3 separate regions of the Homo sapiens genome follow, and regions 1 and 2 are each linked to region 3. A link is a contact called in ENCODE Hi-C or POLR2A ChIA-PET data. All regions are on one chromosome and are shown on one strand. The core of a region is the stretch at or near the end of the contact, and the rest is flanking DNA. Distances in the headings are between cores, read along the strand shown.

What was found. Hi-C counts contacts between places; a loop is a spot of excess contacts on that map. ChIA-PET counts read pairs that join two places held with the same protein, here RNA polymerase II (POLR2A). Pooled maps may share reads with other maps.
Region 1: a pooled map shows a loop between it and region 3 (3-fold over the local background). The contact joins the promoter of WDR43 here to the enhancer-like site in region 3. A Hi-C loop is called at or near these places in 7 of 168 maps with a recorded cell type or tissue (CD4-positive, alpha-beta T cell, CD4-positive, alpha-beta memory T cell, CD8-positive, alpha-beta T cell and 2 more) and 13 of 50 pooled maps. POLR2A ChIA-PET finds 5 or more read pairs at or near these places in 8 of 52 experiments (CD4-positive, alpha-beta T cell, CD4-positive, alpha-beta memory T cell, CD8-positive, alpha-beta T cell and 4 more).
Region 2: a map of vagina shows a loop between it and region 3 (4-fold over the local background). The contact joins two enhancer-like sites. A Hi-C loop is called at or near these places in 3 of 168 maps with a recorded cell type or tissue (ovary, uterus and vagina) and 5 of 50 pooled maps. POLR2A ChIA-PET finds 5 or more read pairs at or near these places in 2 of 52 experiments (BJ and activated CD4-positive, alpha-beta T cell).

What each region holds. Positions count from the first base shown.
Region 1 is chr2:28,893,182-28,896,051 of GRCh38, forward strand. It overlaps WDR43 (WD repeat domain 43), which reads left to right and starts at 1,486. Exons shown (of 18, transcript NM_015131.3): 1 at 1,486-1,742. The coding sequence starts at 1,518. RefSeq lists silencers at 1,470-1,549, 1,690-1,749, 1,790-1,839, 1,860-1,979 and enhancers at 1,630-2,253, 2,080-2,179, 2,254-2,870.
Region 2 is chr2:29,079,657-29,082,785 of GRCh38, forward strand. No RefSeq gene overlaps it. Among named protein-coding and RNA genes, the nearest start is that of PCARE, 6.7 kb to the left of the region's middle. RefSeq lists an enhancer at 1,058-1,558. Within about 2 kb of position 1,880, at least 2 of the 41 ENCODE cell types and tissues checked have a DNase peak (open chromatin) inside an H3K27ac peak, as active enhancers do.
Region 3 is chr2:28,999,353-29,002,060 of GRCh38, forward strand. TOGARAM2 (TOG array regulator of axonemal microtubules 2) reads left to right here. Exons shown (of 20, transcript NM_199280.4): 4 at 1-116. Among named protein-coding and RNA genes, the nearest start is that of TOGARAM2, 19 kb to the left of the region's middle. Within about 2 kb of position 1,304, at least 6 of the 41 ENCODE cell types and tissues checked have a DNase peak (open chromatin) inside an H3K27ac peak, as active enhancers do; they include CD4-positive, alpha-beta T cell and CD8-positive, alpha-beta T cell, where a contact is called at or near this core.

The sequences.
Region 1 (2,870 bases), core at 236-2,735, 110 kb before region 3:
GCCTCGACCTCGTGGGCTCAAGCCATCCTCCTCCCTCAGCCTCCAGACTATGGGCGTGTGCCTAAAAATGTCTATTTGATGTAGCAACATGAGATAAATCTGGAGAAACAGGAGGGAATAGTTGTTCCGATCATTACTTTTACATTATTATAACTGAATACATTGTTATTTTGTAAATGATTACAGCCTGGAATTGAATAGGGGGAAACGGAAGCAGTTGTTACAATCATTATCAATTTGAAAGTGAAGACTTCTTTTCTCTCTCTTTTTTTTTGAGACAGTCTCGCTCTGTCACCTAGACTGGAGTGCAGTGGCGTGGCGATTTCGGCTCACTGCAACCTCCACCTCCCGGGTTCAAGGAGTCTCCTGCCTCAGTCTCCCGAGTAGCTGGGACTACAGGCACACACCACCACACCCGGCTAATTTTAGTATTTTTAGTAGAGACAAGGTTTCGCCATTTTGCCTAGCTTGGTCTCGAACTCTGACCTCGGGCGATCTGCCCGCCTCGGCCTCCCAAAGTGGGATTATAGGTGTAAGCCACCGCGCTCGGCTGAAGATTTCCTTCAAACCTTTCGTTCTACCTTATCATTTTCTTTAAAGTTTTAAAAAATTGTTATTTATTTATTATTTATTTTTTTAAGACGGAGTTTCACTCTTGTTGCCCGGAGTATAATGGCGCGATCTCGGCTCACAGCAACCTCCATCTCCCGAGTTCAAGCGATTCTCCTGCCTCAGCCTCTCGAGTAGCTGGGATTACAGGCGTGCGCCACACGCCTGGCTATTTTTTTTTTTTTTTTTTTTTTTTTTTTTTTTTTGAGACGAGTCTCGCTCTGTCGCCCAGGCTGGAGTGCAGGGGCGCGATCTCGGCTCACTGCAATCTCCGCCTCCCGGGTTCAACCAATTCTCTGCCTCAGCCTCCCGAGTGGCTGGGATTACATACAGGTGCCAACCACCAAGCCCGGCTAATTTTTTTGTATTTTTAGTAGAGACGAGGTTTCATCATCTTGGCCAGGCTGGTCTTGAACTCCTGACCTTATGATCCACCCGCCTCGGCCTCCCAAAGTGCTAGGATTACAGGCGTGAGCCACCGCGCCCAGCCCACGGCTAATTTTTTTATTTTTAGTAGAGACGGGGGTTTCTACATGTTGGTCAGGCTGGTCTCGAACTCCGACCTCAGGGGATCCGCCCACTTCGGCCTCCCAAAGTGCTGTGATTACAGGCGTGAGCCACCGCGCCCGGCCCCCCCCCTTTTTTTTTTTTTTTAAAGGAACAGGACTTGATCTTAATTCTACAATTACTTTCTCCCATACTCCCACTCCCGCCCAGAACAAGATAGCGACAGGCCCTAGCGGGCCACCGTCCACAGGGCGGATCCGCCAGAAGCTCTCCTGCGACGCGAAGATCCACTCCCTGAGCCCCCGGCGCTCCCTCCGCCTCACTTCCTCCTCCAGGCTCCGCCCCGCGCCGGTGCGCCTGCGCACGGACGAACACGTGGCTGCAGCGGGGCCAGAGCAGCAATGGCGGCGGGCGGCGGCGGTAGCTGCGACCCCCTGGCCCCTGCTGGGGTCCCTTGCGCCTTCTCCCCGCACAGCCAGGCCTACTTCGCTTTGGCCTCTACCGACGGTCACTTACGAGTATGGGAGACGGCCAACAACCGGCTGCACCAGGAGTACGTGCCTTCCGCGCACCTCAGTGGTACCTGCACCTGTCTGGCCTGGGCGCCAGCGCGGCTGCAGGCCAAGGTAAAGCGAGCGGGACTGCGCGGGGCGGGCGCCTTCCCGGGCTCGGCTTCGGGCCTCCGGGCCGGGTGGCGCGTGGTCCGGCATCGCGCGTGGCTCTCAGCGGCCCGGGCCAGAAGGCTTGGAGGCGGCGTCGGCGCGTTCAGGGCCCAAGCCGCCAGCCCCGCGTGCGGCCTGCCGCGAGGGCAGTGAGGGAGGGCGCAGCTCGACCCGGCCGGCCTCGTATCCGAGCCCTGCCGGCTGGCCCAATGAGGCCTGGGCCCCACTGTTGACGGGCAGCCATGTTCGCCAAGTCCCCTGGTCCCCCTGGGGCGGCTTCCTTCTGCCGGGCCTTGGCTCATCAGAGTTCTGGTTTTTGACAGAGCCCCATCTTGGGACTATCTAACTTTCCTCTGTCTGTGATCCGGCTCATCAGTTTTGCACTGGGCAGTTGGTATGGACTAGTCTGTACTTGCTTCCGGACCTTCCCCCTCCTGCCCCCCCTTTGGGTGCCGGCTCACCACGTGTTCTCGTCCCCGTCCAGGTTGTGGGACTCTCAACTCTTAACTTTTGCCTTTCCCAGGCACCTCTACATTCTCAGCTTTTTGAACTCACTGCTTTTTGATTTTAACATCTGCTCGCCCCTCCCGCCCCGCTTTCAAGCCGATCACACTGCTCCCCACCCACCCCAATCTGAAGTCTGTATTAGGATGTGGAGGTTAAGTGAAGTAGTAGCTTGATTTAGTGAATGTTTTATGAGTGCAGATGAAATTACCCTTAGATGGAAAACTGCCGAGTTAGGCAGAGCTTTTCATTGTTAGGGACCCGTGTCAGGTAAATGCCTTTCACTGTTGAGTCACTCAGCTACATCTCTCTAACTCAGCATGCACGTGGTTATTGCGTTTACAGAGTAGCCAAACCGAATCACTGCAAAGTGATTTGGAAACATCAGGTATCCTGAGGTGTGTGATGTGAGCTGTTTCAATGTGGAGAACTGTAAAAGCTATTTAGGATCTTACTCTCTCTGACGACCTGGGAAGCCTGCTAAATTTTTGGGTTGGGAAAAGGGATACATATAAGTTGCTATACTTTGGGCATGTTTAGATATTTTTCAAATTTTAAGCTACATTTTCATAGTTTATCCTGTTGATT
Region 2 (3,129 bases), core at 630-3,129, 81 kb after region 3:
TTCCCAAACTGTAAGACCACTGCTCAGCCATGTTATCAGAAGAACCTACGGGAAAACTGTGTCAATGTCCTTATGAACTGTGGGATGGTTTGCTAATTCCCTGTAGGGAAATAAGAGCAGACTCGAATTTCTTGACTTTTGACTGGTTGTTTATTTGTGTATTTACTTTTACATGTATGTACTGTCATGGGATCCTTAGGGTGTTGCTTTGCCAGCTGGAAACCTCTGTGGCTAGCAGTGCCTCTGTTTCAGTTTTGCTCATGCCTGCTGGGCTCCTTCTGCTCACTTGGCCCATCAGGTTGCGCGTGGCTCCTGCTTTCAGCCCAGATCCCATACCTGCCAGGGTGTGTGAGTGAGCAAGTGCAGGGTCCAGCCACTGCACACAGCCAGGTGTGCCGGCTGTGGTGGGGCAGGCAGCTCCAGGCGCCCGCACAGGTGCCGGCTCTGTGCAAGGCTGCAGCTGGACCAGACGTACTGCAAGCAGCTTCTGCTGTGGGCACCAGCATGTGGACAAGGGGAAAGCAATAACACCAGAAAGGTCAGATACCAGGAACCACAAAGCCCCAAAGAGGGAGTTACAGCATGTCATAGCCATGACTTGGGGATCCCTGAGGTCTGGGCTCCCAGAAGGGCTGCAGCTCTTCTCTCCTTCTCGTCACTCACAATGTGGTGAGTGGGGGGCATGTTTCAGGCCTGTTTGTGTTACAGCTCTTTCAGTCCCACCATTCAGCTGGTCCTGAGTTCTTGTCCCATGTCCAGGAAGAATGAGGCACGTGGATAACTGGAGAGTGAGCAAGATAGTAAGGAGCTTCATTGAATGACAGAATAGCTCTGAGGAGACCCGAAGTGAGTAGCTCGTTTCCACAGGCAGGCCATGCTGATGAGTGTCCAGGTCTCAGTGGAGAGGAGACCCATAGTGGGCAGCTCCTTTCCACAGGCAGGTCATCCTGACCAGTATGCAAGTGTGGCTGAATCCAGGGATTTTATGGGCTCAGAAGGGAGGAACTGTGTGATGATTGGTCCATGGGTGGCCATGGGTGTGCCTGGAAAAAGCACCATAAAGTTTCGCTCTGGGTCATGGACACCACCTGGGACTGAAAGCCTGGCCCCCAGGCTTCAGGCTGTCCCTGGTTTGAAAGTGGGGCTTCACTGGGGACCCACCCCTTCCCTCCTAGGAACCTGTCTGACTCCTGCCACCATCAACATGACCTCCATGGCACCCAGGCTGTTCACACCAAGGGGCACCTGCAGGCTTGCGTTAAGCCTCCCTCAGCCCTCCTGGCCTCCCTTCCTGAGCTCGTTGGTGCTCAAAGTTTCAGAAGGTGCCAAGGCAGTGGAGGATGTCTGGCATGTCAGTGCTGCCCTGAGCGTGTACACACCTAGCCGGGCCATGACAGCACCCAGGCTCAGGCTCTGAAATTGGAGCGGGTGCCAGGAGTTGGGAGAGGCCAGGGAGTAGGAGCAGGCACTTCCAAGCCTGTGGGAGCTTGGGGCTAGCCATGCCCCTGAGAGTACAGGGATGCCCGGGTCTGGAGCTGTGTTGATGTGGCTGCTGCTGCACTGGGGAGTGAGGTGCTCTTGACCAGCCAACTCGGTAGGGGGCGGGACTCCCACCTATTACTGCCCTCCTCTGGCTCGGTGGAACGCATAGCCCCAGCTTCACCTTCCCCACTGCAGCTGGCATCCCCACAGCAGCTGCTCCAAATAGGCCACCGCCACCATCAGTACCCTGGGCTTTGGAAAGATAGTGGCTGCTACTTGTACAAACTTCTCAAAATAGACTCTTCACTCTAGTTATTGCTTATGAATTTGTGAGTAGACATTTGTGTGTGTGGCAAATTTGAGGAAAGACATTGGGTCATATGAATTCATCATAGTGGGACATAAGTCAGAACTGAGTTTCACAATTTCCCAGGGTTATGCAACAAGAGTCAGACTAGCTCAGAGTCTTTGAAATATTGTAGACAACTCAAATATTGTGTGCATTTTTCTCAGAAAAAGTTACAGTATTTAAATTTTTATTGTATTATAACTTCGTCTAAAGTCTGCTCTTAGACTGAAGAGCAGATAGCAGATTCAGTTCCCCTTTACATTTATCCATAAGGATGGTTTGTCTGTGCTGAACGGGGGAATGGGACATCAACCACTGCTTATAACCCTGCTTATAACTTTTTAATGTTATTGCTGGGAAATTTCATTCCTGCTTGCTCATGACTTAAAAAAAAATTCTATTTATACATTTAGAATTACCATGACAAAAATAGGCCCCCTCCCCTAAAAAAAACCCATAAGTATTCATAATAATATTTAAAGGAGATAAATTACCCAAGACTGACTCTGAAGAATAACCCAGGGAGGTGATGATTAAAATACTTCGGCCTTGTGAAAGGAGCATATCTTTGGACCAGATTAATATCCTTTTGGCATTTATGCAGAACAGGGAGTTGATCTCTGTAGATTCTAATTTACAACAATGTCAACATTTAAAATAGACTACTAATAAAGACACCAAGAACAAACATGCCTCTAACCTGAGGTACATCAAATAACCCTTCTTTGGTGTTTTGACATTAAATGCGAATAAATAGAAAAAGGGAACCAATATTATGAACACATTTAAACTATGTTTAATAATAATTGTATGAGCAGCTCACATCATTAGCTTTTTTTTTTACTTTGTGCTGTTAGTGAGGTATAACTGACACATGTATTTAAAATATACAGTTTGATGAGTTTACACACACACATGCATCCATGAAACTTTTGCAGGACTTTTCCTTAGTTCAGTTAAAGACGGGGTTCTTTGTCCTATGGCCTTGAAAATTCAGGCTTGCAGACCATTGAGTAAGATGGGGTTTTATTGGGTAAAAAGAGAGAAAGGGGGGAAACAGACTCTCGCTAGACCAGAGTCCCTGCTAGAGCACTTCCCACCCACCGTTCGAATCCCAGGTTCCATACAGGAAGAGGAGGGACAGGGCTCCTCCCCGCTGCAAAGGGCATGAACTTCCCGAGGCTCCACCTCAGTGGGTAGGCTGGTTGGAGTTTCTCCAGGGACCCCCACCCACCTGGCTGTCTCAAAACCATCACCACAGTCAAGATAATAAACATATCCAACAGTCCCAAAAGTTT
Region 3 (2,708 bases), core at 54-2,553:
GGTGCTCCTCCCTTCTCCGGAGTCAGAGGCCAACAGCGTGGCCAGGGACACCATCCAGATTAAGGACAAGCTCAAGAAAAGGAGGCTCTCAGAGGGCTTGGCAGCGTCTTCCCGAGGTGAGCACTGGCCCCTGCCCACCCCTCACCCACCCACTTCCAGGTCAAGGGCCGCAGGCCTCCAGGGCTGTGAGGGTCAGCAGGCTTCCAGGTGGCATGCTGGGATGCCCTGGGGGTGATCGGTGGGTACATACCAGGTACCTTCTCTATGGCTTCAGCGACCTCCTTGGAGCTGAGCCTCCCTCCCGGGCTCTGCAGTGCTTCCCGACTGGCCTCTTCATTCCCACCCTTGCGCCTTCTAGTCTTGCTCCAGAAGGATCCTTTTAAGCAAATGTTCTTCCCATTTCCACCAACTATGCTCAAAATCAGCCAGTAGGTTTTGGATGTGCTTAGACTAAGATCCCAAATGTTCCCTTATGCACAAGACCTTCTGGCCCTGGCCTCACCCCAACTGTGTCACTCTCTGCCTTCGGTCTCTGCTGTCCAGGGCCTGGGGCTTGTGGGCTCTTTCCTGCCTGAGGTTTAGAGCCACTGCTCCTCCCCCACCCCTCCTCCGTTTCCCACTCAGAAAATCCCCACCCAGCCTCCCTTCTTGGCTTCAAAGCCCTCCTCAAAGAGGCCTCCTTGACTCCCCAATGTGAGTTTGCCCCTTAGGATGCTCTCCAATAATGCCCTATCATTTTTTTCCTTCAGTTCTTTTCATGGTTTGCATTTATATTTTTACTTTTGTGACTATTTAAAACCTGAATCTTGCATGTAATTGTCAGCTCCAAGAGGGCAGTGACTGAGATCTCGGTGTGAGGCACAGTCGCTTGGCAGCTAGGAGGCTCTCAAGAAACGTTTGTTGAGCAGATGAACAAGGGATTCAACAGCAGGCACTTTATACTGTCTCTCATCTGTGTGGTGGACAAGCCAAGTTCAAATCTTAGCCCCGATACTCACTGGCTCTGGGGCCTTGGGCAGGTCGGTAACATTTCAGGCCTCGATTTCCTCCTCTGTGGAATGGGGACACTATTAATAATACTTCTGTGTTACTGTGGGGGTTTAATGAAAACTTGTACACAGAATTCTCAACACCTGGCATATGGGAAGAACTTAATACATTGTTACTATTTTCCTTCCTTCTCTCCTCTTCTGGGTGAATCATACGGGCTCTTTTCAGCGGAATGAACTCTTGGGTAACAAGAGCAATAAGAAGTCTTGAGGTCTTAGGAAGAAAGGGGAAGTGCTCTCAAGAGGCACGTGGTTGCTGCCGTCAAGCCTGGGGTTGTGGTTGGCTGTTCTTCCCCTCCCCTGTGCAGACTGCTCCACCTGCTGAGCCTCTCCCTGGAGCCGTGGGGTGTCTCCAGCTCCCGGGGAGCCCAGGACAATGCCAGGGAGCCTCTGGGAGGAATTGTCCTGGCTGCACATTATGGAGGCAGAAGGTGGGGTTGGAATGCCCGAGAAGCTTCCTTAGAACTTCCAGTAGGTACAACTCCTAGAGCTGCCAGACCAACAACTCTCTCCCTTAGGGGCTTGAAGCCCTTTTCTAGATATTTCATTTCTTTTTTACAAAGTTCCAGCATAGGGAAAAAAAGAATGGAGTTGTTCTACCTAATGTTCTGATGGGCAGTGACCTATAGACTTATCAGGCCCCTCAGCAAGCATGGAGGGCCGGGGATCTCTGGCCCCCGGGCAGTGCTGGGGCTGCTCTGGCCCCTGCATTGAGGCTGAGTTGACTCCTCTGTGCCCTGACCCAGCTGGGGCTCAAGGTGGCCCGGCAAGTGGCACAGTCTCCACTTGACCACACCCCTTCTTTTCCATCCTTTCAGCTCCCCACAGGCTAACCACAACACAACAGTGCTCCAAGACAGAACAGAACCAGCACCGGAAGCCAGGAGGGGAGCGAGTGTGCAGGAACAGAGATGATATTTTGACTTGGCTGGTTTATTTTTTTTTAATTTTTTTTTTCTGGAACAGAGTCTCGCTCTGTCACCCAGGCTGGAGTGCAGTGGTGCGATTTTGGCTCACTGCAACCTCTGGGTTCAAGTGATTCTCCTGCCTCAGTCTCCTGAGTTGCTGGGATTACAGACAACCACCACTAGGCCCAGCTAATCTTTTTTTTTTTTTTGAGACCGAGTCTTGCTCTGTTGCCCAGTCTAGAGTGCAGTGGTGCGATCTCGGCTCACCGCAACCTCCACCTCCCAGGTTCAAGCGATTCTCCTGCCTCAGCCTCCCCGGTAGCTGGGACTACAGGCATGTGCCACCACGCCCGGCTAATTTTTAGTAGAGATGGGGTTTCACCATGTTGGCCAGGCTGGTCTTGAACTTCTGACCTCCAGTGATCCTCCCGTTCTCGGCCTCCCAAAGTGTGTGGGATTACAGGCGTGAGCCACTGCGCCTGGCCTGACTTGGCTGTTTTGATGCAGTGGTTTTGTTGAGGCCAGAATGAAAGTTAAAATGCTAGTCTTTTTTTTTTTTTTATTCCTCATCACTGATATTTACAAAGATAACCCTGAGCTCTTGGCCCAACCCAGTGCTTCTTGCCCTGTGCCTTTGCCTGAGGCATGGCTGTGGGGTGAGATGGGGTGGGGCACAGGGCGCTGAAGATGTCTGTTGGGCACCTAAAGCATTCAGAGGGGAGCTGGAAGTGTGGCGGTCTGTCTTAGACTA